2 separate regions of the Mus musculus genome follow, and region 2 is linked to region 1. The links are chromatin contacts, found by Hi-C or POLR2A ChIA-PET in ENCODE. All regions are on one chromosome and are shown on one strand. Each heading gives the region's core, a stretch centred on a gene start or an enhancer-like site at or near the end of the contact. The rest is flanking DNA. Distances are from core to core; before and after follow the strand shown.

Region 1 (3,592 bases), core at 260-2,759:
CCCCCGCCCCGGGAAGGGGTAATTCTAGAACCCTTGAGTAGGAGCAGACATTGTCCAAAAGGGAGCAGGAGAAACAGAGCTGAGGGGACAGAGCAGGATGCGGTTGCTTTAGACCCCCAAGGGTACTAAGTGACTGAGAAATGGAGAGAGAATATCGTAAGGCAGAAGGAAGAAGAACCCATCCCTCTTTCTAGAAGGACCTGCGTGTATTATCATAAGGCAGAAGGAAGAAGAACCCATCCCTCTTTCTAGAAGGACCTGCGTGTAAGACTCTCACACTTAGAATTCACTACCTGCCTGGACTCAGTGGTAAACATTAAAAGATTATGGCTGGGAACAGGAGAGGTGGCTCAGCAGTAAAGTGCACTGGTAGATGGTCCAAAAGACCTGGGTCTGATTCCCAGCATCCATGTGGCAGCTTACAACCATCCATAACTCCAGTTCCAGGGGTTCCAGCGCCCTCTTCTGGCTTCTTTGGGCTCTGCACACACATTGTGTGCTGACATACATGCAGGCAAAATGCCCAAGACATAAATATAACATTGTAGCTGTGGTGTAGTTTAGTAGTAGAGCACTTGCCCTAGTATGCTAGAGACCTTGGGTTTAATCCCCACAAACCACAAACAGAAAATGAGGGCTAAGGATATAGCTCAGTTGTAGAGTGTTTATGTAGCAACCAGGAAGCCCTGTGTATACAGGTCCACAGCACTGTGTAACCTGGCCTGGAACCATACACCTGAGATCTCAGCACTTGGGAGGTAGAGGCAGGAATATCAGCTCAAGGTCGTCATTGGCTACATAACAAGGTTTAGACCAGCCTGGGCTATATGAGATGCTGTGTTGAAAAAAAAATGTCAGCAGAAAGATGTCTCTGAGAAGGATGTAACACAATCCAGTTGGTGGCTGTGGACACAATCCTGTCTGTGGTTTGGCTGGCTGCGAGACTGACTCCAGGGGTCAGGATGACACCAAGATTTCTGGTTGTAGGAATGGATTGTGGAACCATACCCTGGAATAGCTGTTCCTTGAAGTGGAGCTCTTAGCTTTGGGAACAGGAGGAAAGCTGAGGGTTTCTGTCAGGTCCAGTGAAATTGAGGACTGAGAAGGCCCTCATAGGAGACTCCAAGGCAGCTTGACATGTATGTCTGAGCTGAGAGCAGAGCGCTAGCCCTGGATGGTGGTGGCAAAGTGGGCACAGATTAGCCACAGAGTAACATGTGAAAGGACAGAGTTCTCATTGGAGCCTTATGAGAGTTCAGCATTTGAGGCTGGAGAGAGGAGGGCAGCCTGTGATGGAGACTACAGAGAGAGGATGACAGCAGAGAGCTGGGACCCAGTGCTGAAAGCCTGGAGTTACTAGAAAGAGGAAGAAGCCGGGGCTGTGGCGACTGCGGACAGGTCAGGGCTGGTGCCAGGGCTGGCTGATTTTGATGAGACGGAGGTCGGATGAGCTAGAGGCCACTGGGACTGCAGAGGAGCTATTTCAGTGCCAGGTGGGGGAGGAAGCAGATGGCGGTGGGTTGAGGAGTAGTAGGAAGTGAGAAGAGAAGAAGGAAGACAGCCTGCGCAGACAGGCTTGGGCAAGTTTGGCTGTGAAAGGGAGAAGGGATGAGGGACGGGAGAACAGACCTGGGGTCAAGAGATTTGGTGGCTGATTTTTTTTTTTTTTGACTTTTCAGTGCTGGGGCTTGAGTGTGCCAGGCAAGCACACTAGTGTTGATCTGTAGCCTCGTGCTTGGCCTCTGACTAGGACAGAAATGCTGGTGGGGGCTGGATAGCTTTGTGCAAAGAGGTATCCAGCACTTGGAAGGTAAAGGTTGGAGGATATGGAGGTCCAAGAGCATCCTCGACTACACAATGAGAAGAGAAAACTGACTTCCACTGCCCTCCACATGTGGGCCATAGGACAAGCATCCATGCAAGCAGGTGCACACACACACACACACACACACACACACACACACACACACACACACCAAGTATCCATGCAAGTAGGTGTACACACACACACCAAGCATCCATGCAAGCAGGTACACACACACACACACACACACACACACACACACACACCAAGTATCCATGCAAGCAGGTGCACACACACACACACACACACACACACACACACCAAGTATCCATGCAAGCAGGTGCACACACACACACACACACACACACACACACACCAAGTATCCATGCAAGCAGGTGCACACACATACACACAAACAGACACACCCCAAGTATCCATGCAAGCAGGTGCACACACACACACAAGTATCCATGCAAGCAGGTACACACACATACACACAAACACACACACCCCAAGTATCCATGCAAGCAGGTGCACACATGCACAGGACAAGCATCCATGCAAGCAGGTGCACACACACACACACACACACACACACACACACACGACAAGCATCCATGCAAGCAGGTGCACACATGCACAGGACAAGCATCCATGCAGGTGCACACACACACAAGTATCCATGCAACCAGGTGCACACATGCACAGGACAAGCATCCATGCAAGCAGGTACACACACACACACACACACACACACACACACACACACACACACGACAAGTATCCATGCAAGCAGGTGCACACACACACAAAACAAGTATCCATGCAAGCAGGTGCACACCCACCCACCCACACCAAGTATCCATGCAACCAGATGCATACACACACACACACACACACGACAAGCATCCATGCAAGCAGGTGCACACACATACACACAAACACACACACCCCAAGTATCCATGCAAGCAGGTGCACACATGCACAGGACAAGCATCCATGCAAGCAGGTGCACACACACACACACACACACACACACACACACACACACACCAAGTATCCATGCAACCAGGTGCGCACACATGCACAGGACAAGCATCCATGCAACCAGGTGCACACACACACACACACACACACACACACACACACGACAAGCATCCATGCAAGCAGGTGCACACATGCACAGGACAAGCATCCATGCAATCAGGTGCACACACACGACAAGCATCCATGCAAGCAGCAGGTGCACACATGCACAGGACAAGCATCCATGTAAGCAGGTGCACACACACACACACAAACACATGACAAGTATCCATGCAAGCAGATGCACACACACAACAAGTATCCATGCAAGCAGGTGCACACACACACACACACACACACACACACACACACACACAAACACATGACAAGTATCCATGCAAGCAGGTGCACACACACACACACACACACACACACACACACACACGACAAGCATCCATGCACGCAGGTGCACACACGCACAGGACAAGCATCCATGCAAGCAGGTGCACACACACGACAAGCATCCATGCAAGCAGGTGCACACATGCACACGACAAGCATCCATGCAAGCAGGTGCACACATGCACAGGACAAGCATCCATGTAAGCAGGTGCACACACACACACACACACACACACACACACAAACACATGACAAGTATCCATGCAAACAGGTGCACACACACAACAAGTATCCATGCAAGCAGGTGCACACACACACACACACACACACACACCCAAGTATCCATGCAAGCAGGTGCAC
Region 2 (3,605 bases), core at 536-3,035, 73 kb before region 1:
TTTTAGGTCATTCTCTGCGCCATCTTCAAAACCCTGAGGTTTGACTTTCTGATTCCTTGGCATTCATTCGTGTGTTTAAAAGCTATTTATCTTCATTTCAGACAAGTTTTCTTTCTCTTTGTGACAAAGATGTGCTATTTGGCTTCAATCTCCACATAACCCCCTCCCCCCATTTATCTGCTCCCCTCTTCCTGAGTCCCACCAGTCACGCTCTGGGCAGCAGGTGCCAAGGGGAAGACAAGACCCTTAGCTTGACTCCTCAGGGCCGTGAAGAACAGCCAGACTGTCTTATGGCATCCAGAATCATGTTGGGTCTTCCAGAAATAGACATTTAAGAATAGAGTCCTGGACAACTGGGTGAGGTCTGGATGCGGGGAAAGGGGGGGATTCCATTCCCAGGCCCTTACCCTCCCGATTACTGTGTGGCAGCCAGTCCCCATTCCTTCTGTGGAAACTGTGGAACTGAGAAAATATGTCTCGCATCCAGCTGACACAAGGGATACTATGAACACTCTGACACCAAGCAGTGGCCTCAGGCCGTGTTCCCAGTCTGCAGGGCAGCGCCAGGAGTGCGGTTCAGTTCCGCTGCAGTGCTAAATCCTTATCTAGCTCAGGGGTTACTGGTCTGTGGCTGGCGCCATGAGTGGCCCCCAGGCTGTTCTCAGTGGCACTATAGTCCCCCACCCCACCCCCAGGCAGCTGTCCCCCTCCTTACCCCCCTCCCCCCAAAATCACTTTTCTCAGTCCTGGGCTTTAGGCCTGAACAGGTCCCCTAGCAGTGCTCAAGGGAGGAGAGACTGGACTCCTGTCGAGACTTCCCCCCTTCACCATGTGCCAGGCCTCCCTGGGGAGGTGGACCAAAGACCCAGGACTTTCTCAGTAGCCAGTCCCCCACCCCACCCCACCCCAACCCCAGTTGTCTTTTTAACAATTCAGGTTGAGAGGGAAAAACCATTAGCTGTTTCTAGTGCTTGACCGACTCAAGTATTTCGGGCAGAAAGGACAGTGCACCGAGACAGCCCTCAGAGCTCTGGCCTTGTGGTTTCCCAAGTTTAGAGACCTCACCAGCAGTAATGGCCGGTGGGGTGGGGGTAGGGGGTCTCAAAGGGAAACACATTTAGACAGCTAGCCAAAATCTGCCAGCCGTGGTCCCAGTCCTCTGAAGTGTGCCACTTAGGATGAGTGTCACCAAGGGGAAGTGAGACGTAGCTGTCCTTCAGGTTGAGTCACCAGGAAAGAGGCTGAGGACACCCGAAGAGCCTGTCCCTTGCCCACAGCCATTTTTCAAGGTGGGAGCCCATACATTTAGGGGGACCATCTGCTTAGCACATCTCAGCGGCTGGTCAGAACATTGCACACACGAAATGTGAATGAAATCTAGAGTCATCTTTGGGCCCGCAGGATTAAAGTTCTACCCACCACATGTGACTTGTCCATTTCCGGCTGCAAGCTCCATTTTTTTAAAAATAGGAATTTTCACCCCTGTGCTTGTCTAATGTCTGCTCTGAACAGTTCGAGCCTCTGTTACTGTTTTAAAATGCATGCATGTTAAAAAAGAATCTCCAAATGGGAGGACAAAATAAAACTCGAAAAGCTTTGTGTACATCTGGTATGTGAGTCCTTTGAGATGCAACCCACCCTCCTTCAGAATTAGAATGTTTTTGTCCCAGTTTTAGAGGCAAAAATCAGTATATGGTTTGGAGCAGCAGTGTGGCAGCAGTCCGTTCTGAGGTGCAATTGTTGAGCAATACTGACCTCACAGCACTGGGCAGCCTGCCCACAAGATAATATTACCATGTGCCACGGCCCCCTCCTCCCTTCAGCTGTGCATAGACAGTGCCTAGGAGCCATGTATCCCAACTGCCTGTGTAGCTTTGAATACAGCATCCTTGTGAGCCTTCAGCTATCCATCTATATACTTGTACTTTAAAGGCTAGTACTTGGGCTGGACGGTGTATCTCAGTGGTACAGCACTTAGCATGTGCGGGGTCCTGGGTTCCATTTCCAGGACAGACCGACAGACAGAAACACACACACACACACACACACACACACACACCAAAAAGGCAGGGAGGAGTAGAGCACTGACTGCTCCTCCATAGGTCCTGAGTTTGATTCCCAGCAACCACATGGTGGCTCACAGCCATCTGTAATGGAATCTGATGCCCTCTTCTGGCCACAGGCATACTTGCGTATTCATACACATAAATCTTTTTAAAAAAATTTTTAGTAGCTCTCAGTGTAGACTTGGACCATCTATGTCAGTGGCAGCTGAGATTCAGAAACAAAACTTAGCTCATCTCAGACCTTCTGATTCATAAAGCTAAAAAACAAAAATTTCAAATTCCCCCCCCCCACCCCAGGCCTGTGTGGATCTCTAACCCAGTCCGCAAAGCATAGGTAGGAAGGTCCCTGGAGCCTGGACGCCCTGGGCTGTGGTTGGTGGTAGAATACTGCCTAATACTGAAAGCCTTGGGTTTGATTCCCCCAGCACCACAAAAAGATTATTTTCAATAGGAATCAGTTTGAATGGGCCCGCAGAACATTCAGAGGCTACCGGGAACCATGCAGACATCCACGTACTGGATCTACTGCAGGTTAGAGTGTGCCAGACAGTATTCTCGGTGGTCAGTGAAATCAGCTTGGCGAGCACGCCCACCTCTCCCTGCCAAAGTGATGAACTGAAGACAAAGATAAACAACACTGACCTAGATCACTCACCAGTCCTTGGCCAAATCCCATTGAGGCACTGGAAGACTGGGAGACTGCCAGCTGAGCTGAATGAGAGGGACCCAGGTTTGGGGACAATTGGAACATGGGCTTATCTCCTTGCACACCACCACTTAGCAAGCGGATTTAGACACGTGTATGGGTGCTTTTCATCTAAGGCTGCTCTTAACTGCCTTGGCTCACAATGACTGAGTTCTACGTTAGGTAAGGCACGCTCTGCACAGCAGCCCAGCCTGCTCTGCACAGCACAGCCCAGCGTAGCGAGGGCATCCACTGGTGCCTAGTAGGGGGCCCCAGGTGTGCCAACGCAGCAAGGGCAAGTCCAAAAGGAAACACAGGGTTGAGATGTAGCTCAGTAGAGAATGTGTGCTCAGTGTGTCGGAGGGCCCAGGTTCAATTCCCTGCACCACAAAAGGGGGTGGAGTGGGGGTAGGATGGGACCAAAGACAACTGAGATAAAGTTGCTCGCTCTGTACTGGACTCTCCCTGATGGGGACAAAGCTGCAGAAACAAAGGCAGGCAGGCAGGCATGAAAGAAAGGCAATTTTATTAAAAAGAAAAACAAAAGGGAGATGGGACCAGAGCACAGGTTAGTCCATCCGGGCCTTCAGCGTCCTGGTGGTGATCTTGTCTTTCTCACTGTCAAGAGAGAAAAGTCACAGAGTCACGTCTACTGTCTCTCCTGTCTGCCTCTCCTCTGAGCCTCAGCTGTGAAGGGAAAGGCTGCTGGCGACCAAGAGTCTGTTACCTGACAGCCTGTTCTGAGAGCAGGACAGACGGGGGCAGGGAGCTTTGCTGCAGATAGTTGGGGAAGACTGAGACACCCTCCAAAGAGCGGAGACCCCAGGCCTACAGAGCAAGTGTAATAAGCACCT

The links. Hi-C counts contacts between places; a loop is a spot of excess contacts on that map. ChIA-PET counts read pairs that join two places held with the same protein, here RNA polymerase II (POLR2A).
Region 2: POLR2A ChIA-PET joins it to region 1 with 12 read pairs in embryonic stem cell. The contact joins two enhancer-like sites. A Hi-C loop is called at or near these places in 1 of 37 maps with a recorded cell type or tissue (mouse embryonic stem cell). POLR2A ChIA-PET finds 5 or more read pairs at or near these places in 5 of 5 experiments (Patski and embryonic stem cell).

The regions. Positions count from the first base shown.
Region 1 is chr11:97,639,807-97,643,398 of GRCm38, reverse strand. No RefSeq gene overlaps it. Among named protein-coding and RNA genes, the nearest start is that of Epop, 12 kb to the right of the region's middle. Within about 2 kb of position 1,509, at least 1 of the 3 ENCODE cell types and tissues checked has a DNase peak (open chromatin) inside an H3K27ac peak, as active enhancers do.
Region 2 is chr11:97,713,157-97,716,761 of GRCm38, reverse strand. It overlaps Pip4k2b (phosphatidylinositol-5-phosphate 4-kinase, type II, beta), which reads left to right. Exons shown (of 10, transcript NM_054051.1): 10 at 1-1,605. Psmb3 (proteasome (prosome, macropain) subunit, beta type 3) reads right to left here. Exons shown (of 6, transcript NM_011971.4): 6 at 3,262-3,369. The coding sequence ends at 3,321. Among named protein-coding and RNA genes, the nearest start is that of Psmb3, 12 kb to the right of the region's middle. Within about 2 kb of position 1,785, at least 2 of the 3 ENCODE cell types and tissues checked have a DNase peak (open chromatin) inside an H3K27ac peak, as active enhancers do.